Regions from separate parts of the Homo sapiens genome. Here region 1 is linked to region 2. A link is a loop called in an ENCODE intact Hi-C map of the cell type or tissue named here. Cell type or tissue: B cell. All regions are shown on one strand. Links, peaks and the distances in the headings refer to the core of each region. The heading gives the core; the rest is flanking DNA. Region 1 holds the start of TEX9 (testis expressed 9). Region 2 holds the start of MNS1 (meiosis specific nuclear structural 1).

Evidence for each region. A loop is a pair of places that touch in the nucleus more often than their neighbours do. Peaks named below come from ENCODE experiments on the same cell type or tissue, not always from the same donor. Only the 100,000 strongest peaks of a DNase experiment are listed, where the experiment ranks them.
Region 1: it touches region 2 in a loop (7-fold over the local background); 2 of 110 quality-filtered maps call a loop at or near these places.

What each region holds. Positions count from the first base shown.
Region 1 is chr15:56,363,327-56,379,742 of GRCh38, reverse strand. TEX9 (testis expressed 9) reads right to left here and starts at 14,317. Exons shown (of 12, transcript NM_001395496.1): 1 at 14,266-14,317; 2 at 14,073-14,164; 3 at 6,239-6,302. The coding sequence starts at 14,292. RefSeq lists enhancers at 8,552-8,691, 14,024-14,073, 14,614-14,663, 14,674-14,853. In B cell, for the core only: no CTCF peak of the experiment used is centred there; a DNase peak (open chromatin) is centred at 7,812; H3K4me3 peaks cover 1,241 bases; H3K27ac peaks cover 4,776 bases.
Region 2 is chr15:56,455,425-56,471,840 of GRCh38, reverse strand. It overlaps MNS1 (meiosis specific nuclear structural 1), which reads left to right and starts at 6,704. Exons shown (of 10, transcript NM_018365.4): 1 at 6,704-6,871; 2 at 7,594-7,815; 3 at 15,320-15,447. The coding sequence starts at 6,869. It also overlaps a transcript of TEX9 not described here. RefSeq lists an enhancer at 3,152-3,201 and a silencer at 6,525-6,774. In B cell, for the core only: no CTCF peak of the experiment used is centred there; a DNase peak (open chromatin) is centred at 6,790; H3K4me3 peaks cover 1,290 bases; H3K27ac peaks cover 891 bases.

The DNA of each region.
Region 1 (16,416 bases), core at 3,745-11,744, 92 kb after region 2:
CATATAAATGCATGCAACACTGGAGCACCCAGATACATAAAGCAAATATTATTCGAGCTAAAGAGAGAGCTAGACCACAATACAGTAATAGCTGGAGACTTCAGCACCCACTTTTAGCACTGGACAGATCTCCCAGAAAGAAACTCAACAAACATCAGACTTAATCTGCACTGCAGAACAAGTGGACCCAATAGACATTTACAGAACATTTCATCCAAAGACTACAGATACACATTATTCTCCTCAGCATGTATATCATTCTCAAGGACAGACCATATGTTAGGTCACAAAACAAGTTGTAAAATATTTTAAAAACTGAAATAATATCAAGCATCTTCTCTGATCACATGGAATAAAACTAGAAATTAATAACCAGAACTTTGGAAACTATACAAAGACATAGAAATTAGATGATATGCACCTAAATTACCAATGGGTCAATGAAGAAACTAAGAAGGAAACTGAGAAATTTCTTGAAACAAATGATAATGAAAACACAACATACCAAGATCTATGGGATACAGTGAAAGCAGTACTGAGAGGGAAATTTATGCAGCTGTAAGTGCCTACAACAAAAAAGAACAAAAACTTCAAATAAATGACTTAGCAATGCATCTTTTCTTTTTCTTTCTTTCTTTTCTTTTTTTTTCTTTCTTTCTTTTTTTTTTTTTGTTTCTTTGAGATAGAGAGAAACTCTGTTGCCCAGGCTGTAGTGCAGTGGCATGATCATGGCTCACTACAGCCTAGACCTTCCTGGGCTCAACAATCCTCCCTCCTCAGCCCCTCAAGTAGTTGGGACTACAGGCGTGCACCACCACATCTGACTAATTTGTATTTTTCCTAGAGATGGAGTTTCACCATGTTGCCCAGGCTGGTCTCAAACTTCTGGGTTCAAGTGAGTCACGTGCCTTGGCCTCCCAAAGTGCTGGGATTACAGCTATCAGCCACCACATCCAGCCAGCAATGCATCTTAAAGAACCAGAAAAGCAAGAACAAACCAAACCAAAATTAGTAGAAGAAAAGAAATGAAGATCAGAGCAAAAATAAATGAATTTGAAATAAAGAAAAGATCAATGAAACAAAAAGTTGGTTTTTTTTAAAGATGAGCAAAATTAACAGACTAACAAAATAAGGGAGATGACCCAAATAAATAAAATATGAAATTAAAAAGGAGGCATTACAACTGACAATGCAGAAATTCAAAGGCTCATTAGTGGCTACTATGAGCAACTATACGCCAATAAATAGGAAAATCTAGAGGAAACAGATAAATTCCTAGACACATACATACAACCCACCAAGATTGAACCATGAAGAAATCCAAAACTAAACAGAACAATAATAAGTAACAAGACTGAAGCCACAATAAAAAATTTTCCCAGTAAAGAAAAGCCCAGGACCTGATGGCTGCACTGCGAATTCTATCGAACATTTAAAGAAGAACTAATACCAAACCAACTCAAACTATTCCAAAAATTGGAGGAGGAGGGAATACTTCCAAACTCATTTTATGAGGCTAGTATTACCCTGAAACCAAAACCAAAGACACATCAAAAAAAGAAAACTACATGCCAATATCTCTAACGAATATTGATGCAAAAATCCTCAAAAAATACTAGCAAACAGAATTCAGTTTGCTGAATATTAAAAAGACCATTTGTCATGACCATGTGGGATTTACCCCAGGGATGCAAGGATGGTTCAACATACACAAATCAATCAATGTGATATATCATATCAACAGAATGAAGGACAAAAACCATATGATCATTTCAACTGATCCTGGAAAAGCATTTGATAAAGTTCAACATCCCTTCATGGTAAACACACTTCAAAACATGAGTATAAAAGGAACAGACCTCAATATAATAAAAGCCATATATGACAGACCCACAGCTAGTATCATACCGAATGGGAAAAACTGACCGTCTTTCCTTTAAGATCTGGCCTACTTTCACCACTGTTATTCAACATAGTACTCAATGTCCTAACTAGAGCAATCAGACAAGATAAAGAAATAAAGGGCATCCAAATCAGAAGGAAGAAGTCAAATTAACCTCATTTACAGATGATATGCTCTTATATTTGGAAAAACCTAAAGACTCCACCAAAAACTATTAGAAATGATAAACTCAGTAAAGTTGCAGGATACAAGATCAACATACAAAAATCAGTAGTGTGTCTGTATGTCAACAATCTAAAAAATAAATAAAAAAGTAATCCCATTTACAGTAGCCACAAATAAAATACCTAGGAGTTAACATAACCAAAGCAGTAACAGATCTCTACAACAAAAACTATAAAACATCAATGCAAGAAATTGAAGAGGACACAAAAAAATGGAAAGATATTCCAGTTCATGGATTAGAAAAATCAATATTGTTAAAATGTCCATACTACCCAAAGCAATCTACAGATTCAAGGCAACCCCTTGCAAAATACCAATCGCATTTTCACAGAAATAGAAAAAACAATCCTAAAATTTATATGGAACCACAACAGACTCAGAATAGCCAAAGCTACCCTAAGCAAAAAGAACAAAACTTGAGAAATCACATTACCTGGCTTCAAATTATACTATGGTGCTATAGTAACCAAAACATCTGAGTACTGGCATAAAAACAGACACACAGACCAATGGAACAGAATAGAGAAAATCCAGAAACAAATCCATATACCTACAGTGAACTCATTTTTGACAAGGTTGCCAAGAACATACACTGGATAAAAGACAGTCTCTTCAATAAATGGTGCTGGGAAAACGGAATATCCACATGCAGAAGAAGAAGACTAGACCCCTACCTCTTGCCATATACAAGTATCAAATCAAAATGTATTGAAGACTTAAATCTAAGATCTCAAAACTATGAAATTACTATAAGAAAACATTGGGGAAACTCTCCAGGACATTGGAGTAGACAAAGATTTCTTGAGTAATACACCACAAGCAAAAGTCACCAAAGCAAAAATGGACAAATGGGATCACATAAAGTTAAAAAGCTTCTGCACAGTGAAGGAAACAATAAAGTAAAGAGACAACCCACAGAATGGGAGAAAATATTTTCAAACTACCCATCGACAAGGGTAGAAAATATAGGGAGCTCAAACAACTCTATAGGAAAAAAAATCTAATAATCTAATAATCCAATTTAAAAATGAGCAAAAGATCTGAATAGACATTTCTCAAGAAAAACACACACATGGCAAACAGGCATAAAAAAAGGTGTTCAACATCAATGATCATCAAAGAAATGCAAATCAAAACTACAATATCATCTCAACTCTGATAAAATGGCTTATATCCAAAAGACAGGCAATCAGGCAATAACAAATGCTGGTAAGGATGTAGAGAAAGGGAACCCTAGTACACTGTTGGTGGGAATGTAAATTAGTACAACTACAAAGGAAACAGTTTGGAGGTTCCTCAAAAAACTAAAGTTATCATATGATCCAGCAATCCCACTGCTGCGTATAGGTCCAAAAGAGGGGAAATCAATATATCTTTTTTTTATTTTATTATTATTATACTTTAAGTTTTAGGGTACATGTGCACAATGTGCAGGTTAGTTACATATGTATACATGTGCCATGCTGGTGTGCTGCACCCATTAACTCGTCATTTAGCATTAGGTATATCTCCTAAAGCTATCCCTCCCCCCTCCCCCGACCCCACAAGAGTCCCCAGTGTGTGATGTTCCCCTTCCTGTGTCCACGTGTTCTCATCGTTCAATTCCCACCTATGAGTGAGAATATGCAGCAATTGGTTTTTTGTTCTTGTGATAGTTTACTGAGAATGATGATTTCCAATTTCATCCATGTCCCTACAAAGGACATGAACTCATCATTTTTTATGGCTGCATAGTATTCCATGGTGTATATGTGCCACATTTTCTTAATCCAGTCTATCATTGTTGGACATTTGGGTTGGTTCCAAGTCTTTGCTATTGTGAATAGTGCCGCAATAAACATATGTGTGCATGTGTCTTTATAGCAGCATGATTTATAGTCCTTTGGGTATAAGCTGAAACTGGATCCCTTCCTTACACCTTATACAAAAATTAATTCAAGATGGATTAAAGACTTAAACGTTACACCTAAAACCATAAAAACCCTAGAAGAAAACTTAGGCATTACCATTCAGGACATAGGCATGGGCAAGGACTTCATGTCTAAAACACCAAAAGCAATGGCAACAAAAGACAAAATTGACAAATGGGATCTAATTAAACTAAAGAGCTTCTGCACAGCAAAAGAAACTACCGTCAGAGTGAACAGGCAACCTACAAAATGGGAGAAAATTTTCGCAACCTACTCATCTGACAAAGGGCTAATATCCAGAATCTACAATGAACTCAAACAAATTTACAAGAAAAAAACAAACAACCCCATCAAAAAGTGGGCAAAGGAAATGAACAGACACTTCTCAAAAGAAGACATTTATGCGGCCAAAAAACACATGAAAAAATGCTCACCATCACTGGCTATCAGAGAAATGCAAATCAAAACCACAATGAGATACCATCTCACACCAGTTAGAATGGCAATCATTAAAAAGTCAGGAAACAACAGCTGCTGGAGAGGATGTGGAGAAATAGGAACACTTTTACACTGTTGGTGGGACTGTAAACTAGTTCAACCACTGTGGAAGTCAGTGTGGCGATTCCTCAGGGATCTAGAACTAGAAATACCATTTGACCCAGAAATCAATATATCAAAGAGATATCTGCACTTCCATGTTTGTTGCAGCACTGTTCACAATAGCCAAGATCTGGAAGCAACCAAAGTGTCCACTAACAGATGAATCGATAAATAAAATGTGATACATATACACAATGGAGTACTATTCAGCCATAAAAAATAATGAGGCCCTGTCACTTGCAACAACATGGATGTAACTGGAAGTCATTGAGTGAAATAAGCCAGGCACAAAAAGACAAACTTCACATGCTCTCACTTATTTGTGGGATCTGAAAATCAAAACAACTTAACATATGGAGATAGAGAGTTGAAGAATGGTTATCAGAGACTGGGAAGGGTAATGGGGGATGCAGGGGTGGGAGATAAGGATGGTTAATAGGTAAAAAAATATATAGTCAGAAAGAATGAATAGTACCTAGTATTTGACAGCACAACATGTTTATTATAGTCAAAATCATTTAATTGTACATTTTAAATTAACTAAAATAGTATAATTGGATTTTTTGTAACACAAAGGATAAATACTTGAGGGGATGGATACCCCATTTTCCATGATGTGATTATTACACAATGCATGCCTGTATCAAAATATCTCATTTACCCCATAAACACTTACTATGTAACCACAAACATTAAAAATTTTAAAAAGAGAAAGTGAGTAAATAAAAATTAAATATGAGAAACCTTATATTGTTTGCTTCTGCAGGGGTAGGAATCCATTCCCCAACCCCTTTCCTAGCTTATCCCAGTTTTCTATTCTGTTTTTTATTTGCAGGGGGAGATTCTTTTTACAGGGCTCTCTGAGTAGAAAACGTAATGAATCTGTCATTCTACTATAACGTGGGGTCCTTTTGTACAAGTATTTTCCTGCTTTTCAGACACTGGCAAAAACTAAAAGATGAAATAAAAATATTTGTAGTAAAACATTTAATTATAAATTAGTAAAACATATAAGTATAAATTTAATTATAAATATTTTTAGTAAAACATCTAATTATAAATTATAAAATACAAATCTGTAACCATTATCAAAATATATTACTTGAAATGTTATATATGATACATTTCTTATTCCTAAACTAACAAATAATCATGGATTTGTATAAGGCATGAAGATAAAATATTGCCTAGGTTTCCTTCCCTGCTTCCATCAACTCCATTTTGGGGCATAGGGAGGATAGAAAGTAAGAATCAAAATTAACTAAGAACTGATAAAAGTTTTAAAGTAGACTACTCCTCTAAGGAGAGTTGCTCTATTCTATCAATTAATAATGAGAATTTATAATGAGAATTTAGATGACTGGAGAATCTAAATGGAAAGTACTTTTTCAGTGGCTTTTAGAAAATGTGTGCTTACTAAAAACATATACATATATACATTCCTATACCTATGCATATATATTCATGTTCAATTTGTAATAATTCATTGAACTGAACACACATGCTTTGGCTAGTGTTTTGTATATATGTCATATATCAAATGAAAAAGATAAAAAACTAGCATTTATATAGAATTATTAATAATTGTACATATACTTACTATTATTTCCTTAGCTTGTTGAACCACGTCAGCTGTTTTTGCCTGCAATTCTGCATTTAAACGCCTAAAAGCAGAAAATAATTGGGATATACTGAAGATCTTAACAAAAATAAAAAATAAACTTCAGCAATTACACGTTATCAAGTGACGTAATCAACAAATGCCAAAATATACATATGGCATTCTTACTCTAAAATGAACACAGCCATTAAGAACTTATCCTCAACTCCCCATGATTCCTCCTTCCTTGTAGTAGGAACTCAAACACTAAGTATTAGCCTTTCTGTGGCCCTCTATTAATTTCAAGTGACGTAACTTATCTAATATATTTGGGAAGAATAAGCTGGGTGAGTTCAACTCTGTTCCACTCACCACCTCCTCGTTATTAGCCTACCTGCAAAGAATGCAAATTCTAACCTTGCTTCTCCAGAGACAGGCCCTGCTCTAATGTGGGCAGAAGTGGGCACGGTATGGGGGAGACCTGCTCTGGTTTGGGGTATTGCTATAACTGGGGAGCTAAATGTGAGGTTTAGTGAGCAGACCCAACGTGGCTCACACCTCAGATACATACTTTAATATCAAGCTTCCTCGGAAATAAAGGTGACTATTTTGACCTCTACCTGTCACTCCTTTTTTAATTATGATTTTTCATTCTACTTGGAATCTAGCAAGAATAGAAATACTATTTACTTGGTCCTATATTAAGACTGCAAGGATGACAATATTATTGAAAAAAATTGTTTTTAAACGAAAAACTGCCCATAATCCTACCACCACCATCCATTTTTATTTTTAATATTCCCTTCCAATTTTCATCTATAGCATACACACAATTTTGTACTGTTTTCCCACAGCAATATAAAAGGAATATCTATCTTCACGTAATCTTTAGAAGCATGTTAAACTGCTATACGATTAAATTGCAATTAAGATAATGTACTGAACTCTGTCCCTATTGTTAAGTCCCCTTTTCACTTTTAAAGGTTAACACCATAATAAATATATTCAAAAGCATATAACTTTTTTCTCCTGTTGAGATGTCACATTTCTAGACCACCTAGGATCTTCTGAGGTTTTGTGAAGGAGACATGTTAAGGATTTTAAAAATTAGATATCTTGTTTTTCTTAGACATGGGATTCAGAAGTAACACAAAACACCATCTCCACCCCCAGGGAAAAAAAAAGGGGGGGAGATTAGTACCATATCCTTTAACAGTCTGAAGCTTTAAGAAATATTTTTATATCTTAGGATTACCTGGTCAAAAGAAAAATATCTAAGAAAGACTTAAAGGTGCCTTTAAAGTGCCATTACCTGATTTTTCAAATTTCCCTAACAAGGACTTAATCACAAGGATTAAGTTTCCAATTAATATAGTGGACCAAGATGACTGAGAAGACTATGCTACTCTAAATCCATGGAAATGCCAGATAAAATGTAATGGAGGAAATATTGCTAAGCTCAAACTCAGGCAAGGGAAATGCCCTGGTACTAAGAATAAAGCAGCAATTCAAAGTGAGAGCAACAAACAGGAACAGAAGCCAAAATAGCTTAAAAGCTAGAAGCTGATGTATGTGAGTCATGAAGGGATACACCTGTGAAACACAGACTACAAAAATTCTACCCACAACCTTAGGTGAGCAGAAATGAAACTAGAACCACAGGTAGAAAAGATTCTCTTGTGAGTAATTAAAACAAACAAGAGGGAAGTCCAAATTCATCTTATCTAGGTGATACAAGGACACCATGGAAAAACTTTAAAATAGAAGAAAGCTGACGTGGAATCAATCAAAACTCGAAACTAGTAAAGGTAAATTGAAAACCACCCTATAGGAACATTTACTCATCTAGAATATATAGGACTCTCTCAAAAAGCAAACTGCTAAAGATGACTTCAGAAAGGTAACAAATTGCATAAAGAAACAAGCCACTGAAAGAGAGAATCAGCAGATGTGAGGAAAGGGAAAATTTATACTATAAGAACAAGAGATAATATAACAATTAAAAAAAGATTTTAAAATTAGCATTAATTTGGAAAAAAAAAATGCACTTAGAAAAACATTAGGCAAGAGCCAGATTTTATCATAAAAGAATGCTGAATTTGAAAAAGATCCAAATATAAATTACATAAATGAAAAACACAGTCACTGAAATTAAGAACTCAAGGAAATTTGACAGATATGTTGAACAGCATAATGGGCATAGAAGGAATGAGTGAATTAGAAGACAGATATAAATAAATCACCTACAAGGAGATACAGAAAACAAGGGGATAAAAACACAAAAGACAGGTTAACATCCATTGAAGACAGATGTTATGTTCCTACTTAACAGAAGTTATAAAAGAAATCCCAGAGAGGCCTGGGTGCAGTGGCTCACATCTGTAATCCCAGCACAGTGGGAGGTGGAGGGAGGATCACTTGAGGCCAGGAGACCAGCCTGGCCAACATAGCGAAACCCCGGCTCTACTAAAAATACAAAAATTAGCCAGGTGTGGTGCTGCATGCCTGTAATCTCAGCTACTGGGGAGGCTGAGGAATGAGAATCGCTTGAACCTGGGAGGCGGAGGTTGCAGTGAGCCAAGATCGTGCCACTGCCACTCCAGCCTGGGCAACAGAGCAAGGCTCTGTCTCCAAAAGAGAAAAAAAGAAATCCCAAGAGGAGAGAATGACAGTATTTCAAGAGCTAATGCTGAGAATTTCCCAAACTGAAGACATGGATCTCATGAAGAATAAAGAAAACAAATCCACCTGTGTATACATCACAGTGAAAATACAGAATTTTAAAGAGAGTACTCCCTAAACTACCAAATCATTATTTCAAAACAACAGAGAAAAATAGTCTACCAGCATAATTATCTAAAAAGCTGACAGCAGATGGCTCATTAACATTTCTGACATTCTAACATTTCTATCCTTATATTACCAACAGACAATATAAGGATATCTTTAATGGGCTGAGAAGGAAAAGCTGGCCATCTAGAATTACATTCAGATAAACTGTAATTGAAGAATAAATGCAAAGTAACAATTTTCAAAAAGACTGGAGAGTTTAAGACTCAGGTTTTCACAAAAAGTAATAAAGGGTCTACACTTCAGGAAGGAGGAAATTGAATCTGGAAAAAAAGAATTATGAAGATATCTGAAAACATGATAAATCTAAATTAGTACAGACTATAAAAAAATTGATGATTAACTGGGTGTGGGTGTATTCAAAACAACAAAGTAAAATATTATCTAATTTAAAAGACAGAGGACACCAAGTTAAAGCATTCTAACGTCTTTCCACATCACTAAAAATAAAGACATAATGAAAACCCATTCAATCCAGCAGAAGACAGACAAGAACCAAAGACAAGACATAATAGAAAATATAAAAAATAAGGTGGCTAAGACAACTTCAAGTTATGTAATAATGTAAATATATTAAATTCACTTATTAATAGGCAGAAATTATCAGACTGGTTATAAAAAGAATGCTCTTACTGATAAATGACATACAAAGTTTGAACATAAAGGGATGAAGAAAGATAGACACTGCATAATAATGAATCAAGAAGATTTAAATAAGTCAAACAAGATATTCCCAAACAAAAATGGCCACATTATAAGGAATTTTTTTAAACTATAATTATAATTGATGATTTTTAATACACTTCTAACAGAAACCAATAAAGCTGCAACAAGAAAAAAGGTGAGGATACCGATGTCATGAAGAACAAATATAAAACAGATTAGCCAACAAATAATAAATACATTTTCTATCAAAGAACGCATAGAACTTTTACAAAAAGTGAACAAGCACTTGGCCACAAATAAGTCTCAATACATTTAAAAACTTAATATCACATCAATTCTCTAATCATAATGCAATTTAAAATAAACTAGGCTGGGCCTGTAATACCAGCACTTTGGGAAGCCGAGGAAGGTGGATCATTTGAGACCAGGAGTTAAAGACCAGCCTGGGCAACATGACGAAACCCCATCACTACAAAAAATATAATACAAAAATTAGCCAGGCATGTTAGCACATGCCTGTAGTCCCAGCTACTCAGGAGCCTGGGAGATGAAGGTTGCAGTGGGCTGAGATCACACCATTGCACTCCAGTCTGGGCAACAGGGTGAGACCCTGTCTCAAAAAAAAAAAAAAATTAGCATGGCATGGTGCCATGCGCCTGTAGTCCCAGCTCCTCGGGAGGCTGGGGTGGGAGAACTCTTGAGCCCAGGAGGTGGAAGCTGCAATGAGCCATAATCACACCACTGCACTCCAGCCTGGACATCAGAGCAAGACCTTGTCACATACATACTCAGAAAAATAAAAACTAGACAACAGTAAACAAACAACCCTATGTGCTTGCAAACTAAAAAACACACTTCTAAATAATTACTATGAAAATCGTATAATATTTAGAACTAAATAACCATAAAAGAAATATACATCAAAACAAGTCCTGGAATATAGTTAACCTACAGTTGGAGAGAAATTTAAAGACTAAATATATTTATTAAGAAATAAGAAAAACAATAAATGAGGTAAATAAACTAAAAAACAAAAAATTAATCCACCCCAGTTAGAAGAGATCATTTGTCTTTATTTCTGTAAAGATTAATGAAATTTTAAAATAGCACAGATTAGCAAGAAAACCAAAGCTGGTTCTCTGAAAAGACCAATAAAACAGATAAATCTCCCAGGAAGCTTGATAGAAAAAGAAAAAGACAAAAATAAACAATATTGGAAAGCTACCAAAAGGAGGGGTGTACATGGTTATGGATACAGTCAAGATTTCAAACATACCACCATAGACTCAGTTTATGCTAATGTATTTTAAAACATACATGATATGAACACTTTTCTAGAACAAAAAATTATTTTAGAAATAACCAAAAACTATTCTAGAAATAGTACATCTAATCATTAAAGAAGCTAAATGCATAGACAAAAAGAATCCCCTTGAATAAAAGAACACTAGACTCAGACAGTTTCACAATTTTAATCAAAGGGCAGAAAATCTCTAATTATAAAAAGCTTCCAAGAAAAGAATCAAAAAAGGAAAACTATTCGGCTTCTTTCATACAGACAGAATGATACTGATATCAAAAACAGAAAGGAAAAGAAGTAGAGAAAAACTACAACACCCATTTCACTTTTGTTCATAGATGCAAAAAACCTACATAAAATTATAGCAATCAAATCTAGCAGTCTTTAAAGGAAAACAAGAAACCTGCCTTTGTAGTTCAGTATGTTAAAACATTAAAGGAGGGAAAAAGAACATACCAACAGCTGAATTAATTAGGGAAAAAATAAGTTTTGATACATTTAACACTCATTCAAATTAGGAATTAAGGGGAAGAATTTTAAACATAATAAAAAGAATCTACCAAAACCCTAGAGCAAACCTCAAATGTAGTGATTATTAAAAGTGGGCTTCTCAAAATCATAAACAAGGAAGCTCACCATCACTTTTTCTATTCCATATCACACGGGAAGTCCTAAACAGAGAAAAAGAGAGAATGTAGGAGAATTATCAAGGGACAAAATGATCAAAATTTGCATATAATTGTCTTCATCAAAAATCCAAGGGAATTCACAGAATGAATAAGAGAGTTCAGCAGGACTGAAGATCTGTGTGTATATAAACGCAGATGTAGCATCAACATCTAAAAATTCTACATTTATAACCAATTAGAAAATAGAAAAAATTCCACTTATTATATAGCAACTATTCAGTACCTTGAAGCAAATTATATACGCAAGAATTTTATGTAGTAAAATGATAAAACACTATTAAAGGTAAAAACCCATAAATGGAGAAGTATCATATTCGTGGAAAATTCAATAGCATAAATAAGTCAGTTCTCTACAAATTAATCTGTAAATCCAATGTAATTGCGATTTATGAGGGGGCTTGCCCTACCAGTTATTATGTTATCTTATTGTTTAGCTATCTGGTATTATAATACAGGAATGAAGCTTGAAAAATCTATCCACTTGAGCGATTAGCATCTTCCTTAGTCTATCCTTTCGGACAGTGATTATTTCCTCCAACAGAAGCAGAACTGCAAAAGGTTTTGGATTGAGGTCCCTGGGAAGTAGCATTCTAATGATCAATGCCAAGACAACAGGTGGCAAAACAGATACCATACTGTTATAATTTCATATTCTTGCTTACAGGGATGGCCAGACATTTTACTCTTCTACATGACACAGAAGTATTCTAGAAGATTCAGGTAGTGTAGGGAGTTACTCTGTTCATATGCTTCAGATGTGCACAACTCAGAGTACAGATAACAGAACAAGTAACAACTGGCCACCATATAATACTGTTTAGCTATCTCGTTTTATAAAGTAACTCGTGCTAGAATACAATAATAGTCCCTGTATATTTCTCATTTTAAGCAGGACTGTATCCCTAAGGATGCACCAGAACCAGGTGCAAAATACACTCTCAAATAACTGAACAAATAAACCTAATCCAGGTATTTAATACTATATGGTTAATGATAATGAAAATAACCGTTTTGATTGAGGCATAGCTGATAAAGAACTATATATAGAAAACAGATTAATTTGCTTAAGTACACTTTTGAACTGGGATAATCGGCCCATTTCATCAGAGAGAAGAAGATATGATTATCTTCCTACTTGCTGTGGTAAATTGGTCTGTGTATAGTTCACCTAAACACAGTACCTTTCAGTTTTAATTTCAAATATGCTTATAGATCATATGTAGATCATACGATAACTCTAGTTTAACCCTCTGATACAAACTGCCAACTATTTCCAAATTTTAATCTAGTTATTTTATATTAAAACGGAAGGGAGTTGTTAAAAGGCACTTTTTTATAAGGGTATGTATGATGGCAAATAAAACAGACATCGCCTCTGCCCTTGGAACTTACAGTCCAGTGGAGACAGACAAAAAGGAAATTCACAAATGAATTTATTGTAACAAATTATGCTAATTAGAAAGAAAAATCACTGAGACAATGAAAAAGACCAACAAGGGAGCCTACTTAGCATGGTCAAGGAAGGCCACTCACATTACAGGTTGAAGGCGTGTGTGACTGTCTCTTTCCTGAGATAGAAAGAAAACCTGGAAGAGTTTTTGGAACTAAAAGGCCAGTGAAGCTGGAGAGTTTTAGGGGGAAAAGGGGAAGAGGGAATAAGATCAAATAGAGGAGGCAGGAGGAGCCACATCGATCAGAGCTTTTGAAATGCAACAGGAAACTACTGTAGAATTTTAAGCAAAGGCATGGTAGATCAAATTAAAAGATTACACTGGCTGCTGTGTGAAAACTTGGGGATGAGGAGTAGAATGGGCCAAGAATGAAAGCACCGTTGTCAGGATAGTTGTAATTACACTGAGAACAGATAAGAAAAGGAATATTTGAACGAGAATGGTAATTCTGATTGCAGTGGGAAGCATCCTTTCAATTTAGAAACCAACCTAAAGGAAATTTACACAAGGTAAACTCTATGAACTTGATATTAAGCGAAATAACCTAAACTATCAAGTGAACTAACTATTCGTGGCAATTCCTGCTACCCAAATAACTTCCAACAGTATCTTGCTGTTTACTTGGGCTACGTTTTAAATTAAACAACATGCTTACTTGGGCTAAATTTTCGCCCACTTCAAATATCTTCTAATACGCAGGCGAACTACTCAGATCAAAGACAAAGAAAGGATAAACGGCAGGTGAACGAGATGACGAGAAGGGAATGCTGCAGAGTGAGTGGTCCCGAAGATCCAGCCAGTCTCCAGAAAAAAGTACTTGTAAGCAGCCTCATTCAGATGAAAGAAAGAAGGAAAAGTTCAACCGCCGAATTTCTTACTTATATTCTTCCTCCAAGGCGAGGAGGTCGGGTCCAGGTGTAGAGGGTTGCTGAACGGGTGGCGGGAACGGAGTCCCTGGAACGCTGCTTCTCTGTAAAAGAGCCACAGACTTTCAGACCCGAAGTTAAAGGAAGTTAGGCGTCCTAGTCGCCGGAACCCAGACGCTCCCCAGGAGCCTGGAGTTGAACTGACCGTGAGACACAGACTTCGCCCCGCCATCTTCGGCGACTGCGACGCGGTTACCGAGGCAACGACGCATCTTCCCGCGAGAGTTTCCACATCCCGGTTGCCTCCCGCCCGGGCGCCTACGCCTTCCCACTCTCAGGTTCTGTGCTGCGAGCGGCGCGAGCCTCTGGCAGCGGGCTCGGCCTTTGCTCGCAGCACTCGGCGCTGTCCCAGGAACCCAGGAAGGCTTCCTAACTGCAAATTCGACTTAGTTAGTGCAAATTCTCAACTTGTGGGGGTTGAAAGAGTTTCAGCCAAAACAGGCAGGTCCTTTGCCGCTACTCTATAGAAAGCAAGCTGGTGAGGCAATCCCTCCCTGTTGTGCTTTTCAAACCGTTAGTGGCTAATCCGACCTTCACCCCGTTTGCTTAAAGTGAGCTCTTCAGTGGAATTCAGAAGTTTTGATTTCTAATTTTTGTTTACAGCATGCATGGCTAAGACTCAGGCTCTCAAGTTAGTCAACCTAAATTATTATCCTGGCACTGCCACTTACCAGTTATATGGCCTTGGGCAAATCACTCTGTATATCGGCCACTTCATTTGTCAAATGGAAGTGAGAATAGTGCCCACTTCACAGTTATTATGAGAAGCAAATGAATTCGTGCTTAGGATCATGCCTGAAACACGTAAGCGGTTAACAATTTCAATTGTTTTGGAATAAAATTGACATCCAAAAATAAACCGTGATATGATGTATGGTCATCTGATCTTTAGAAAGGGTGCAAGACCATTCAATGGGAAAATAATTGTCTTCAACAGATGGGGAGACAACTGGATATCCAAATGCAATTAGACCCTTAACTTCACACCATATACAAAAATTAAAATGTATCAAAGACCTAAACTTAGGAGCTAAAACTCTAAAGCTCTTCAAAGAAACTGTTGGTGTAAATCTTTATGACCTTGAATTACAATTCTGAGAATCCTTGATGGATTCTTAGATATGACACCAAAAGCAGTAGCAAAAAAAAAAAAAAAGAAAAGAAAAAAGAGGCTGGGCACAGAGGCTCATGCCTGTAATCCAAGCACTTTGGGAGGCCAAGGCGGGTGGATCACCTGAGGTTGGGAGTTCAAGACCAGCCTGACCAATATGGAGAAACCCCGCCACTCCTAAAAAAAAAAAATTAGCCGGGTGTGGTGGCTCATGCCTGTAATCCCAGCTACTGGGGAGGCTGAAGCAGGAGAATCGCTTGAACCTGGGAGGCAGAGGTTGCGGTGAGCTGAGATTGCACCATTGCGCTCCAACCTGGTCAACAAGAGCGAAATTCCATCTCAAGAAAAAAACAAAAAAAAGGAAAAAAAAATAGATAAACTAGACATTATCAAAACTAAAAACCTTTAGTTTCAAAAGATACCATAAATAAAGTAACAAGACCACAGGAAGAGGGGAAATTCTTGCAAATTATATATCTGATAAATAACTTGTGTCTGGACTATATAAAGAAGTATTAAAATTCAAAAATAGGTAGGTGCAGTGGCTCATGCCTGTAATATGAGCACTTTGGAGGCTAAGTCAGGAGGATCACTTGAGCCCAGGAGTTCCAGACCAGCCAAGGCAACACAGCAAGACTCCATCTCTACAAAAAAAAAAAAAGGAAATAGATAAATAAAAATTAGCTGGGTCCAGTGGTACATGCCTGTAGTCCCAACTACTAGGAGACTGAGGTGGGAGGATCACTTGAGCCAGGGAGATCAAGGCTGCAAAGAGCCATGGTCACACCACTGCACTCTAGCCTGGGTCACAGAGTGAGACCCTGTCTCAAAAAAAAAAAGAAAAACAATTTAAAAAAATTTTTAAAAAAGACAACCCAAGTTAAAAATGGGCAAAGAAATAGGGATTTCTCCAAAGAACATATACAAGTAGGCAAAAAGCACATGAAAAGATGCTCAGTATTGTCCTCAGGGAAATGAAAATTAAAACCAAAATGAAATGCCACTTGACACCCACTAGAATGGCGATAATCAAAAGGATGGATAGCCAGGCGCGGTGGCTCACACCTGTAATCCCAGCACTTTGGGATGCTGAGGCGGGCAGATCACCAGAGGTCAAGAGTTTGAGACCAGCCTGGCCAACATGGTGAAATGCTGGGAGATAGAAGTTGCAGTGAGCCGAGATAG
Region 2 (16,416 bases), core at 3,464-11,463:
ATGGCACGGCATTAGGATAAATGCATTGTAGTAAAATTTACTTCCAGAGAGAAAAAAAATCCATGTTTTCACAGATTCTAAGACTTTTTTTTTTTGCATTTTAACCTTTCTGAAATTGGGATATCTTTAAATAGATTATTTGCTACAATTTAATTAGTAGGATTGTTTTCTTCTTTACTGATGAATAAAATAATGGTGCATATCATTGATGATGTCATAGATTTGATCAAATTTATCAGCTCAGTTCAGGTCACCAGATGCCAGTTACTATAACAGATTCTAAAGAACTAAGGGGCTGGATTAGGTTTTGTGAATTATTATTTGACTATTTCTTAGGTATATCTACTAGGAAAGGAAAGAAAAACCCTAAGGAACAGAATTATATGGTGGAGAGGTACACAGTTGGTAACTGTTGCTCTGAATACATTAGTAGAGAAATAGCCAGAGAAGCATAAAAAAAATAGGAAGCAAGAATGTCTCTCATCACTTATGGTGCTATTCACTTTTTTACTCTTCCCATTTTCTTTCTTTTTTTTTTTTTTTTTTTTTTTTTTGCTACTTTTATGACTAATGCTGCCTTAGAGGCCACTATTACCTTGTTGTTCAGGTTATTCTGTAATCCTCATAGCAATATCTTATAAAACAAGAGACCTATGATAGGTTAGGTTTTCACTCTATATATTGAACTCCTCATTGATATGTGGACAGAAATCAACAAGTAGAGGACCAAGCAAACTAATTAAGTTTACCCACCATCTCCAGTGGGATGGGTCAGATGGAAGGATCTGTTTCCTTGATTCCTGTCACATGTACCTGTTGATCTAATTGGATTCCTTGGCACTACCTGCTTATAAAATTAGTATTGAAAGTGTTGTTTCCTTTCTCTCCAGATGCTGCCTTTATGCCTGCATCAGTTTTCCCTAGCATTCCCCATACTTCCAAATTAGGAAGTCTCTGCTTCTAACAAAATATCGTTGTTATTGCTGATATGGACACAAATCAGCAAGTACTGGATACCTAATACAATTTAGTAATTGTCATTATTGTTCTATAAATACTATGTAGAACATATATTGTATAATATTCTATGAGCACATCGCATTTCATTATGTATAAATTGTTATATCATCTACGATACTGTTAACATGATATCTTTTATTACAGTCAGAGTAATTAATTGTAATACAAATTTTAATAAAACAAAGCTGGGTTTGCCTAGGAAAGAGTAAATGAGGAATCACTTTGGTTTACTACTCTATAATTATTGGAAGGATTGGTACAATTAGTTGAAAATACTTCAAATATGTCTGATTCAGTGATTCTTTGAAAAAATTATTTGGAGTGGAGTGATGCCATTGACATTGTGGGAAAAATTCTTAAAATGTGAACTTTGCTATAATTCAAAGAGGTATCTTCCTAAGATTGAGAAAGAGAGGCAATATGGTCTAACTCATTTTCAAAACTTTCTGACCTTCACCCTTAGTAAGATACATATTTTACATCGTGACCCAATATATACATTCTATCTATCTATTGATAGGTCAATCAATCATCTATCTAGAACTAAAAAGTGTCACAAAACAATACCTAGTTAACTAGATTTGATGCACTCTATATTTTCTGGGCTATTCTATTCCATTTCTTTTTAAATACTGTTTGTGATCCATAGTTTGAAAAATGCTGGATTCATGAAAAATGAGCTAGGAGACAGACTTCGTACAAATCTCTGTCCCATGATTACCCCTTTCTACGAGCTTGCCTAGTTAATTCTTTCCTTTGAATCTTGTTTTCTTCATCTATAAAGTGAATGGGGTTGTTTTACTAAGTAAAGACAATTACATGTGAAGTGATTGGCACGTAAGAGGCACTCAATAAATCAATAAATGATAAGGTAGCAGGATAATGTTTTCTAATATTAATCAAGTGTTTTCCACTACATTTCCTTACGCGCTTTGTCGTCTATTATGAAGGCAAGGTTGTTACAGAACTGCTAGACTGTTCTTACCTGTTTGGTCTTTCAGTTAATTGATTCAGTGTCTCTTTCTCTTTCTCTGTCTCTCTCCCTCCCTCCCAGACATCTGTCAGCAGTCCAACAGTCCAAGCAGGGTCCAAGGACAATGTAGACAGCCCTGGGCCTCTGCCTTACTTCCTGTGCTCACAGCAAGCTTAGCCTCTTTGGCTCTCCCTCCTTGGTGACCACATTCTTTATCTGCTGTTCCCCATGGAGGGCAGCTGTGTTCCTCTTTTTCCCTAGGACCTTAGAGTCAGTGCCCAGCTTCTGAGTGCCCAGTTATTCTCCTTTCCCAAGATGCTGCTGCTCAGGTTTTCCACAGTTTGCCTCTTCTGGGCTGGCCCCTCTGGCCCTCCAGACACACTTCTCTAGGTACATAGCTGATATGCCACAATTTAATTAGCCATTCCCTAAACACTGCATGTTTAGATCACCCATTTTTGTGGTGTTTTGTTTTTGTTTTTTTGCTAAATTAGAAAATTTTGCAATAAATAAAATCGTGCCTTTAGTCGTTTAAAATTTTTGGTCTGGTTAAGTTTTCACTAGAAAAATTGCCATAAATATATCAAATGTCATCAAATTTGGTACCTTTTTAAAGTTAAGAAATGAAAAAAATCCATATAAACATAGTTTACACATGTATATATCTCTATATAAATATAGGTATATATGTATACTTTTCTTTTTACCAATAAGAGCTTATATAATTCAGAAGGGGATTCCTCCACTCTTCATGATGAATTTAATATGGTCATCTTTACTTCACCGCTAGCCAAATTACAGTCTCTGTGCATCATATAACAAATTCCTAATGACATCACAAGTTATTTGACATCACAAATTCTGTATTCCATTCCTATATACATAATATGTAGATGCCAGTCTTCTATTTTACTACTCATTTACAAATAGTGGCTTTTCAATAAAATTACCCAGGTAAATTTTTATTCATATCTACAATGAATAAGCATTCTTTCTGTGTAGTGTTCTCAACCCTAGAAATCAATATATTACAATTCTGTAGTTCTTTCTCAGTGTTATGCTAGAATTCATGAAGTCAGCAATCTCCTATTCCTGTAGACATAGTGAAGATGCAAGAGCAAAAGTGAAAGTGAGAGACGAGGAACGAAAGACATCCACTAAGCCTGGGTTTCAGTGAGCTCACCAACCATTTCTTCATGTCTCTTTACCCCTAACAATTATTTAGCACTTGATCACATCATCACACAGTCCATATGATTCCCAGATTATGGTGGCTAAAATATCCAGAAACAGATTTTCTTGTCTTAATGAAACAATCAAATTCAATATATGGAAGTTAGCCTATTCTGCATCAACCAGAAAGTAGTCACTTCCTAACTGCATATGACAGACAGAAAAAGTACTAAAGGAAGTTATATACAATGAAACCATTAAATGCAGATTTGCCACAAGGCAAGATGGTAATACTTGAACATTATGAAGTGCAGAAACTGCACAAGCACATTATATTTTAAACACTTCATCTATTTAACAAACTATGTACCCTCTTCAGCTAAATAAGATGAATTGAGATTCAAGAGGCAGCACCATACTAGCAAATCTCATCCTAAAGGCATCCATTAATATAAATCAACAGCAGCAATTTGGTTTGATCACTTATTTGCAAGAATCATTAAGGTTTATTAGCATAATTGTTCCCTCTGGGATTTCATGTCGAGAAAATGAAGAATGGCATTATCAATATTTAAAAGATAAGTGTGTAATGTTCAGAGTATTTCAACAGTCATCTGCAGGTGGTGTCCAGCTGCAGCAAATTAGATTAGATTTGGGCATTTTTCTGAACGAAAGAAAAATTGTTTTGTTCTAATTGCTTTATTTTATAAAGCAATACCATTTCGTAAATAATTTTTACTGTATAGCTACACTTAACAGTGCACATCTATTAACATGCTTTATTTCAGATCAGCAACTCTGTTAAGTTCAACCCTGTTATATTGTAACTACTGGGGGACATTAATCAGTATAATTCATCATCCATTATAAGGAAAAGCTCCTTCCCCTCAGTACTCTAGACATTTTAGTCTAGACTTGTAGGTAAAAAGTTGTTTTCTAGAGGGAAATGAACGAGAAGACTTCCTTGTAATGTTGGGAAGGCATAAGTCCTCCCTTAACAATGAAGTATCATTTATGATAGTAATAATTTATTACTAGAAATAATATTTAAATGTAATAATTGTTTTTTAATAATGACATGCAATGGAATGTTATTTAGTGATAAAAATAAATGAGCTATCAAGTCACATAAAGATTTGCAGGAACCTTTAAATGAGTTTTGCTAAGGGAAAGATGCCGGTCTGAAAAGGCTACATACTGTATGATTCCAAAGATACGACATTCTGGAAAAGGCAAATCTATAGAAACAATAGAAAGATTAGTGGTTCCCAGGGGTTTGGGAGGAAGGAGTGAGGGAGAAATGAATAGGTAGAACACAGAGACTTTTTAGGCAGTGAAACTATTCTGTATGATACTGTAATAATAGATATATGACAATATGTCTCAATTTTCTGACCTCAAGCAACCTTCTTGCCTCAGTCTCCCAAGTAACTGGGATTACAGGTGCAAGCCACCACTCCTGGCCAGATACATGACATTATGTATTTCTCAAAACCCACCTGGGAGCAGTGGCTCATGCCTATACTCCCAGCACTTTGGGAGGCCAAGGTGGGTGTATGACTTGAGGTCAGGAGTTCAAGACCAGCCTGGCCAAACTGGTGAAACTCCGTCTCCACTAAAAATACAAAAATTTGCTTGTAGTCTCAGCTACTTGGGAGGCTGAGGCAGGAGAATCGCTTGAACCTGGGAGGTAGAGGTTGCAGTGAGCCGAGATCATGTCACTGCACTACAGACTGGGCAACATAGCCAGACTTCATCTCAGAAAAAAAACAAAACAAATCCTCATAGACCTGTACAAAACAAAGAGTGAACCCTAATGTCAATTACGAACTTAATCATATTAATATTGGTTCGTCAAGTGTAACAAATGTACTACACTAATATGTAATGCTAAAAATAGGGGAAATTGTATGGGTGCGGTGGGGAGGAGAGGTGAGACGGGGAATTCTCTGTATTCTGTCAATTTTTCTGTAAACCTAAAACTGCTTCGAAAAAGGAGCAAAGTCTATTAAAAATGTAGTAATTGTTAGGATAATTTTTTAAAGGTTAAAATCAGCTAATTGTTACAATTGATTAAATTTGTCTTGGATTTAGGTCAATATTCTGGCCAAAAATCTTTTTCTCAGATTACCTATGAAATTATATGAATCCTTCTACCATATCCAAGGGTATACTGGAAATGAGGAATTATAACTGAAGTTCCCTTTAGAGACGAAAGTCTTCATTTCGAGAAGTAAACAGTAAAAAACATACATGTTTGCTGAAATACTTTGCAATGTCACTATTTCACTATTAGGAATTAACAAATTAAACCCCACACTCTATTGAATGTGTTATACCCTGTTCAACCCTGAACCCATGCCTGTCTCCTGTCTCTTCTATACAGTGCCCAACCCTTTGCGGAGATGGATATGCCAAGAAGAGAAATTTATAGCAGGCTGCCTGCTTTGCTCCATTCCAGATCAATTTACACAGAACACCCAGAGGGCAGGTTTACGCCTTCTCTCCATTTCTCTCAAACAGTGATGGCAATGAGTGGAGTACTAGAGACAACATAGATATGCAACCACGGGATAAATGACCAAAGGACAGAGAGACGAGCGACCTCAGTTGTATGATGGAACCAAGAGAAGTCGCTGATTTTTAGTTGTTTTGATCTGGTTGTAAGGATGGGGTGACAACTTCCAAGCTTTTACACGTCAGCACTGAAACTGCAAGTCCCATTTGTTATTAATCTTTAAGCAGACATATTGCTACAGAAGACGGACTCCAAATTAGAATAACACAAAGTTATACCACTAATCACCTTATACAAATATTTTAGTGTTGACAAGATTTCTCTGAATGTATCATTTCTAAAATCAGTATATCTAATTTCTCTGATCCATTATCATTCTTAAACTTCCCATTTAAAATGGACTTTAGTGTCTAACCTGCCTATGGAATGAACCAGATCAACATCCTGCCATCATGTAACGTGCTCTCTCTTGGTACCTGGACCACATAGCAGAGTAAGATTCATGTGGCTCATAGATTTTAGTCCCAAAATTTACCAGCAGCTTCTGCGGGGGGGGGGGGGGGGCGGGGGGGTGAAGTGAAGGCTGCTGGAAGCTCGTGCTACCCTCAGTGCCTCACAACCCAGCAAAGGGGACAGCGACCTGGACTCCCATTGCTGAGGATTAAACCAGTCATCGTCCCTAGCAGAGACCTGGCTGACTAGGCACTTAGTGTGCGGGATGCTCCATGCGTGGAAATTTCCTTCGGCTCCATGCATTAGGCAGTAGTTTGCGTATTTCTCTGTGCGCAGTCTCCACAGTCCCGAACTTGGCTCCCAAACCCACTGAAACCACAGTTCGGCCGCTGGAGGGAAATCGAGCTTCCCTAGCCCACTGCAAAGTGCTTGGGTCAGGCCACAGTCTGAACTTCCCGCTTTTCTAGTTTAGACCTATAGAAGTAGCCCTCCTGCCCTGGTCCTAAGAAGCTCAATGCCGATTGTATCTTATCGCGTCCAATGGGAGGCCACGTTCTGCGTGGGTCACTTTTGGTCGAGCGGAGGGCGCGCAGCTCCACCGTTGCCAAGACGCCGCGTAAACACCCGAGCGCGCGCAGCCAGGTGCGCTCCTTGGGGCTGCTGGCTGCTGCGTTTGCGGCGGGAGGTGGTGGCCGCGGTCCCACGAGAGGGGGTATTTTTCGTCAGCCAAGATGGTGAGCCAGTTGGGGGACTTGAAACTACTTGTTTATTGTTGATTTAATTCTAGTTTGGCGCTCATCTGCTTCTAAAAAAGGATTTTAAGTGCTTAATCTGGTCATTAATTGGGGAACTTGTATTTGCTTTCGGAGGCTTCAGGTGCTATTAGAAGGGACGCTCGCGGTGGTTTCCAGCTTTTTTGGCACTTTTCGCATAGTGTATTAAATACATCTTTAAATCTGCCCAATAGAACCTCTGAAGAAATAAGTAGATATAAAAGTGTAGGAGAAAGCGAATTGATAAATAGCGGCGAATTGACCTATTACATTTATGTTAGGAAAATCTGACCAGCTTCTGAACAGCACTTTATGGCCCTGTGGTGGTAGTCGTGGTGGTGGTGGTGGTGGGTGGAATGAGGGGAGGAGAAATTCCCTGGTGGTAGTAAAGATCTGGGTCTGTAGGGTGCGATTAATCCTAGCACAGCTATTTATTAGCTGCAGAACCTTGGGTAAAGTTACTTTTCATGTTTCATCTATAAAATAGGTAATAATAACAGTACCTATTTAATCGATATGTGAACATATTTACCACGTTTACTTTTTATTCGGTATACTCCTTTGAATTTAGGAAGGAAGCCAGGCTCTTCGTATCCTTTCTTACTAAGGTTTATATCAATACATTTTTTAAAATTAGATTTTGGAATATCAAAATATGCATCTTTTTTTTTCTTCCATCGTAGGGTTCCAAAAGGAGAAATTTGAGCTGTAGTGAAAGGCATCAGAAATTAGTAGATGAAAACTACTGCAAAAAATTACATGTCCAAGCTCTAAAAAACGTCAACAGTCAAATCAGGAATCAAATGGTGCAGAATGAAAATGATAACCGTGTTCAGCGCAAGCAATTTCTCAGATTATTACAAAATGAACAATTTGAGTTGGATATGGAAGAGGCCATTCAAAAGGTAAGTTTTACTATTCATTGTTACTTTTTTTTTCATTTTGCACCTTGGAAACGATGAAAGTCAGCTGTTAATGCTGGAAATGAGTAGATAAACAACAGCAGCAGGTAAGTGATGCCTGATTGTGCCTCAGCTCGGTGTAATCGTAAAGACCTGGGTTTCTGGAGCCGGCCTGTCTTTGAATCCTACTACTGCTATACCTTAGCTACGGACCCTTGAGTAAGTTGCTTTTACTTTTTTTTTTTTTTGGATGGAGTCTTGCTCTGTCGCCCAGGTTGCAGTGCAGTGGCACGATCTTGGCTCACTGCAACCTCTGCCTCCGGGGTTCAAGCGATTCTTCTGCCTCAGCCTCCTGAATAGCTGGGACTATAGGCGCGCAACACCACGCCTGGCTAATTTTTTAATTTTTAGTAGAGACGGGGTTTCACCATATTGACCAGGCTGATCTCGAACTCCTAACCTCGTGATCCGCCCGCCTCGGCCTCCCAAAGTGCTGGGATTATAGGGGTGAGCCACCGCGCCCAGCCTGCTTTTATTTTTTATGCTTTTTCTATAAAATGGGGAATAAGAATAGTACCTCCTACTTAGGATTGTTTTAATAATGAGTTAATACATGCAAGACTCTTGGAATAGTGCCTGGTACAGAATAAGCACTCAGATTTTTTTTTAACATAAATATGAACTCTGTAATTACTACCAGTTTTGTTCATGTAAGTACAATTGTGTTGCCTTTCATAAATTTCTAAAAACAAAAATTTAGGGGTGCCTTTAAAAAATTTACTGAAATTAATGTATACATTATTAAGTGGTAGAAAATGAACCCTTAGGTATATCTCAACATTTTAAGGGATTAAGGTGGTAGAAAAGGGAAACTAATAAGAATTGAGACATGATAGAAGTGAATTCTCATAAATATATAAAAGGTATTCTGATATGTCAGTAGTTTTTGAGTAGCTGCTGTATGTTAAACATTTTGGAGGATTTTGTGGAGAATAACAAAAGCAAATTTAAAAAATGATATCCACCCTTCTGTGTTCCAAATTCAAAAGCTTAGATATGATTTTTTTTTTTAACTCTGAGAAAGCACATCTTAGGGGTTGGATATTTTTCCTATTCTTATTATTTTCTCTTTAATTTGAAAGAATATCCCAGGTATCACACCAACTCTTTCCTACATAGTTAAGTGTACATCTAACAAAATATGGATGTTTTCTTACATGGAGTACCATAATACTATTATCTCACCCATTCCATAAACACATTTCTGTGATTGTGTCAAAAATCTGCTTTTACAGTTGGTTTGTTTTAACCAAGATCCAAGGAACATTCATACGGTGTATTTGGTGGTTATGTCTGTTTAAGTCCCTCTTAATTGAAAACAGCCCCTCCTTCACCGTGTTTTTCTTTTTTGACTTCATGTTTTTAGCTTGCTAAACTAAGCCAGTTGTTTTATCCAGTAGCCCACATTCTGAATATACGTGTTTGCTTCCTCATGTTCCTTTAATTTATTTCCCTATCTGTTATATTTCCTCTAAATAGAACCTAGCCATAAAGACACAATTAGATTGCGGTCCACCTTTTTTGGCAAGAATACTCCATAGGTGATGCTGTCTTTGTCATTGTGTCACAACAGGGAACACATGAGGTCTGGTTGTTCCACTTTTAGTGATGCCAGTATTGATCAGTGGGTTTAGGAAGACAGTCTGGTTTCTCCACTGTAAAGGTTCCCATCAAACTTTCATCTGTGGTTTCACAAAAGAATTTTTTCTTTCATTAGTGGTTACAAAAACTGATTTTCTGATTCTTTTATTCCTTTCACATTTAATTAGCTGAAATTCCTCTGTAAAGAACTTCACCTTGGGCCAGCACAATTGCTCACCCATATAATTCTAGCACTTTGGGAGGCCAAGATGGAAGGATCTCTTGAGCCCAGGAGTTCAAGGCTGCAGTGAGCTATGATCTTGCCACCGCACTCCAGCCTGAATGACAGATACCCTGTTCCCCTGCCCCCACCCCACAAAAAAAAAAAAAAAAAAAAAAAAAAAAAAAAAAACAACAACAAAAAAACACTTTGTTATTGACTAGGGTTATTTATTCTTACTGAAAAAGGAGACAGTTAATTTTCAGAGTAAGGAATTGGTGTCCTATTTTCTTCCATTGGTGTCTACCTATGTTGTGGTTGTTTTTAAATTTTTGTTTTATTTAGTTTTTGACTTTGTCTCTTTTTAAAAATACCTTTATGGACTCATAGATATTTATGTACTTAATTGCATTTATTATTATTTTTGATGCTCAAATTATCTCATCCTTGGCCAATGGATGCCCTTTTATATTGCCTCTGTGTCGTTTTTTTTTTTTTTTTTTTTTTGAGACAGAGTCTTCATCTGTCTCCCAGGCTGGAGTGCAGCCGCACCATCTCGGCTCACTGCAACCTCCGCCTTCTGGGTTCAAGAGATTCTTCTCCCTCAGCCTCCCAAGTAGCTGAGATTACAGGCCTGCACCACCATGCTAGGCTAATTTTTGTATTTTTAGTAGAGATGGGGTTTCACGATGTTGGCCAGGCTGGTCTTGAACTCCTGACTTCAAGTGATCTGCCTGCCTCGGCCTCCCAAAGTGCTGGGATTACATGTGTCAGCCACTGCACCTGGCCCTCTGTGTCCTTTTGACAATATTTCCTTAATCTTTGATACCTTCCTTGCTTTTTGTCAAAACAAACTGTTCTAGGCTTGTGATAATTTTATGTGTCAACTTGACTGGGCCTTGGGGTTTCTAGGTATTTGATAAAACATCATTCTCGGTGTTTCTGTGAGGTTGTTTTGGATGAGATTAGCATTTAAATCCATAGACTGAGTATAAAGCACATTGCCCTCCCTAATATAGGTGGGCCTCATCCGATCAGTTGAAGGCCTGAATAGAACAAAAAGACTGACCTTCTTTTGAATAAGACAGAATTCTTCATGCCTGATTGCCTTTCAGCTGGGACATTTCCTTTTTTTCTAGTCATTGAACTCAAACTAAAACATTGGCTCTTTCTGGGTCTTGAGCCTGCTGGTTCTCAGGCTTTAGGACTCAAACTAGAACAAAACCATTAGTTCCTCAGCTTGCCAGCTCACCTTGCAGATCTTAGAACTTGCCTGCCTTCATAATCACTTACTCTGGAGAACCCTGACAAATACAAAATTTCTCTCTTATATTTTTTGTCCTACACCTGGAATCAGCCATTGTGCCAGGAAGCGCTGTTATCATTTAGTGGAAATAATATTTCAAGAAAACTTGGGTGCTAGGTTTACTCATAATTCTTGGGTTATCATTGCTTCCAGGTTTTTTCAGTGAACAAATCTTGGAAATATGCATATTTTTAACTTATTATTTTGAGATAAGTTTAGATTTATAGGAGAGTTGCAAAAACAGTGTAGAGAATTCACATATACCCTTCACCTGACTACTTCTTAACATCTTACACAGATGAAAATCATGGAAAAGTTATCAAAATGGAGAATTTAGCTTTCATGGAATACTGTTAACTGTGAGATTTATTCAGATTTCATCAGTTTGTCCACTAATGTGTTTTTGCTACTTGAGGACCATAGATTGCATTTAGTTGTCATGTATCCTTAGTTTTTAGCCTTGAGAGGAATGTGGCTATGTGTCCTGAGTCACATAGCATGCTGCTACAACTTCTGCTTTTCCAATTACAGATTAAATCTTCCTTATTCTTGTTCTGTAAATGATTAGGAAAGACACCAGAGATAAGACCCCTCAAGATCATTACCCTTTCTCATGGAATGTTCCTTGGAATGCAACTAATTAAATTGCTATAATATGTATACTGACCTTATATGGAAAATGTTGCAACCCTGTTAAGCTTCTCTGTCTCTGCCTATATAAGTGAAACCTTAACTTCCCCACGTTGGAACAATGACCCATTATTTTGGAGTTTGTGTTTCCTGAGTGGCTGTCCTCAAGCTTTGCATTTGAATAAACTATAGTCACATATATATATATATATATATATGTATTTTTTTTTTTTTTTTTTTTGAGACAGAATTTCGCTCTTGTTGCCCAGGCTGGAGTGCAATGGCGCAATTTTGGCTCACCACAACCTCTGCCTCCCGGGTTCAAGTGATTCTCCTGCCGAGGCCTTCCAAGTAGCTGGGATTATAGGCATGCACCACCACACCCAGCTAATTCTGTATTTTTAGTAGGGATGGGGTTTCTCCACGTTGGTCAGGCTCGTCTCCAACTCCCAACCTAAGATGATCTGTCCTCTTCGGCCTCCCAAAGTGCTCCCAAAGTGGATTACAGGCATGAGCCACCGTGCCCAGCCAGTCATTGTTTCTTCTCCAATCTTTGTCTCCTCTAGTTTGTAAGAATTCTTCACTTTTTGCTGTCTTTCATGACCTTGACAATTTTGAAGAGTACACGTTAGTTGCTGTAGTAGTTTTCAATTGCTAAGTAACGAATTACCACAAACTTAGCTGCTTAAAACAACACCCATTTATTATCTCAGTTTCTGCAAGTCAGAAATCTAGGTGTGGTGTAGCTGGGTACTAAATATATTCCCAAGAGATAATTGAAGGCATATATCTACATAAAAACTCATACACGAGTGTCTATAACAGCATTATTCATGACACCCAGAAAGTAGAAACCCAGATGCCAGTCAGCTGATAAATGGATAAACAAAATGTGTTACATCTATACAATGGAATATTACACAGCCATAAAAAGGAATGAATTACTGATACATGCTACAACACGGATGAACCTTGAAAACATTTTGCTAAGTGAAATAAACCAGATACAAAAGGCCACATATTGTGTGAATTCATTTATATGAAATATCCAGAATATGCAAATCCATGGAGACAAAAAATAGATAAGTAGGTGCCAGGGGTTGGGGGAAAAGGTGAGAGGAATAGTAAGTGACTGCTAATAGGTTACAGGTTTCTTTTGGGGTGATGTAAACATTCTGGAGTGTTGACATTTTATGCCACACACAAATGTACACACAGATGTGCTATATATAGTGTGTACATACAATCACCTATATATATCTATAGCATTTATAAAAATATAACATGGCAGCTTTATAGCTGCCATAGCACAAATGTTTATAATATATAGCAGCATTATTTATAAATGTCAAAATTTAGAAGCAACCAAGATGTCCTTCAGTAGATAATGGATAAACTGTGATACATCCAGACAATGGAATATTATTCAGTGCCAAAATGAAATGAGCTATGAAGCCATGAAAAGATGTGGAGGAACTTTAAATGCATATTACTAAGTGAAAGAAGCCAGTCCAAAAAGGCTCCATTCTGTATAATTCCGACTATGTGACATTCTGGGAAAGGCAAAACTATGGAAACAGTAAAAATGTAAGTTGTTTTTAGGATTTTAGGGAGGAAGGGTTGAATAGACAGATCACAGAGGATTTTTAGGGTAGTGAAATGATTGTGTACGGTAGATACATATGATTATGCATTGCCAAAACCCATAGAATGTGTACCACCAAGAATGAACCTTAATGTAAACTATGGACTTTGCGTGATAATGATGCATAGGTTTAAGTAATGTAAATACAGGTTTACTGAGTGTAACAAATGTACCAGTCTAATGGAGGAGGCTGATAGAAGGGGAAGCTGAGCATGTGTAGGGACAGGGAATATATGGGAACTCTGTGTACTTTCTGCTCAATTTTGTTGTGAACCCAAAACTTCAAAGTCTATTTTTTTTAAGGCTCTGGAACTAGATAGTGGTGATAGATACACAACATTGTGAATATACAACATCACTGAATTGTGAATTGTAAAAGGTGAATTTTATGCTATATGAATTATATCTCAATTATTAAAAAATAACATGTACCAAGAATGTTACATAAATGGCATCAAACTGTATGTAATCTTTTGGAATTAGCTTTTTTCACTTAGCATAATTCATGGAGATTCATCCAAGTTTTGCTTGCATTCTTTTTCTTTTTATTGCTGAGTAGTATCCCATAGTATGGATGTACCACAGTTTATTTGACCACTCACATGATGAAGGATGTCTGGAGTATTTTTGGTATTGGCTATTATGAATAAATCTGCTGTAAACATTTGTATACAGGTTTTTAAATAAAAAGTTTTCATTTCCCTGGGATAAATGCTTAAGAGGTAAAATTGTTGAGTTGTGTGATAATTGCATGGAGGCTTTTTTTTTTTTAAGAGACAGGGTCTTGCTCTGTTGCCCAGCTGGAGTGCAGTGGCATGATCATGACTTACTGCAGCCTTGAACTCCTGGTCTCCGGCGGTCCTCCTACCTCAACCTCCTGATACAGCTAGAACTACAGATTTGTGCCACCACACCTGGCTAATTTTCTGTAAGGACAGCACCTCTCTATGTTGCCCAGGCTGGTCTCAAACTCCTGGCCTTAAGGATCCTCCCACCTTAGCCTCCCAAAGTGCTGGGATTACACGTGTAAGCCACAGCGCTCAGCTGCATGTTAGTTTTATATCAAACTATAAAACTGATTTTCAGAATGCCTGTACCATTTTACATTCCCACACAGCAATATATGAGTGATAGTTTCTTGCCAGCATCTGGTGTTGGCACTGTTTTTTGTTTTAGCCATTCCAATAGGTACGTAGTAATATCTCCTTGCAATTCTAATTTGCATTTCCTGATGGCTAATGATGTTGAATATCTTTTCATGTGTTTTTATTAGATACTGAATTTAATCAAGCCTCTAGATCTTTCTGCCATTTTTACAGGAAATATAAAAGAGAAAAAAAGTTCAGTGATATATCCTGGGGAAGCAATCAGTCAAATGCAAAATGTGGAACATTCTACGGGATGTATGTCCTAATTTCTATAACAAGTCAGTGGCTTGGGGGAAAAATGTGTGTAGAGGTGATTGTTACAGAATATATAAGAGACTTAAGAAAAATAATAATTAGATGCAATATGTGGATCTTGTTTGGATTTTGATTTAAGCAAACCAACTAGAAAAGTATGTTGAGACAATTGGGAAAGCTTGAATATGAACATGGTATTAGACATTAAGGAATTATTGTTAATTAGACGTGTTGATGACATGATTGTTATATTTTTAAAAATTCTGATCAGGTAGATATTCATACTGAATTATTTACATGGTAAGTGACATGATGTCTAGGATTGTTTTAAAACACCCTAGCAGAAAAAGAATAAGGGAAAAAAGAGTGAAATGGAAGGTAGAGAAAAAAGATTAGCAGAATGTCGACAATTTTTGAAAACATGTGTGATGGGTACCTGAGAGTGTATTTAAATATTCTTCTTACTATTGGCAATACTTGAAATTTTCCATGATAAAATATTTTGAAAAAGTATTTATTGAAACAACATTTTGTATTTTAAAATAAAACATCATCAATTGTTGGCCTTAAGGCATTTAGTTTTCTGTTATAAAACAAATTCAACCTTGATGAAAAAAATCTGATTCTAGAGGACAAACAACGAAGTTAAATTTTTCGTTCAGGCAGAAGAAAACAAGAGATTGAAAGAACTCCAGCTCAAACAAGAAGAAAAACTGGCTATGGAATTGGCAAAACTGAAACATGAAAGTCTAAAGGACGAAAAGATGAGGCAACAAGTAAGAGAAAACAGGTATCTTGGTTTCTCTAAATTTCATTTATTTAGTCTTTATCTTTAAACTCTTATGTAATCCTTAGCACCTGAAAGTGAAATTTCTTTGTTTATGTCATTTCACTTAGTTAATATTTTACCTGGAAATACTTATTGCTTTAAGTTCTATAAATATTTATTTGAGAAAAGAAGTTGTATTCATGGAAGTCTGAATATTTACAGTGAAAAATAAATATCAGTCCCCCTGCTCTTTCCTTTACACATAAATTTTAAAATGACCTCTTATAAAAAATGAATTCCTAATCTTAAGAGAAACCTTAGGTAATAACTAGTTTAATTTTATACCTCTACATAAATTTCCTACAGTATTTCTGGAATGACTGTGGAGCCTGTGTTTCAGTACCTCTAGTAACTGCAGTAGGAACTTTAGTCTTAATGTTAAATTATCTTCCCCCCCATTGTTTTAAAATTAATTTCTCTGTGACTTCATGCATCTGTCTTCTTTAGATGTCCTTTCACATATATGAACGCACTAAATGTTTTCTTCTGTAAGTTAGCTATCCCTTGTTCCTTCAGTTGTTTCTTACATAACCTGGCTTTAAGTTTATTCATCATCCTGGTTTCTTCTCTGATTACAGTTTAAATTATTAGTATTCCTTAATTGCCCCCATACTTCCGTATAATACTCCAAGAAAGACTGCCAGATACTCCAGATGACAGGACACTATTCTAGAATGTTTCTTGATCCTGCCTAAGATCGAATTACTTTTTAGGAACAGCCTTGTCACAGTGTTAATCAAAACTCAGGGCCAAGTAAATGCTAATCATATACTTATGTAATTGAATATATTGGAAATTTACTTCGATAGTTGTTACATTTTATCTTAATTGAGCAGGACGTCTGTAGAATATTACAGGAAACATGGATGAGCTTCATGGATTTTGAACCTTGTTAAATTATATTAATATGTTTGGCAAATGTATCCATGT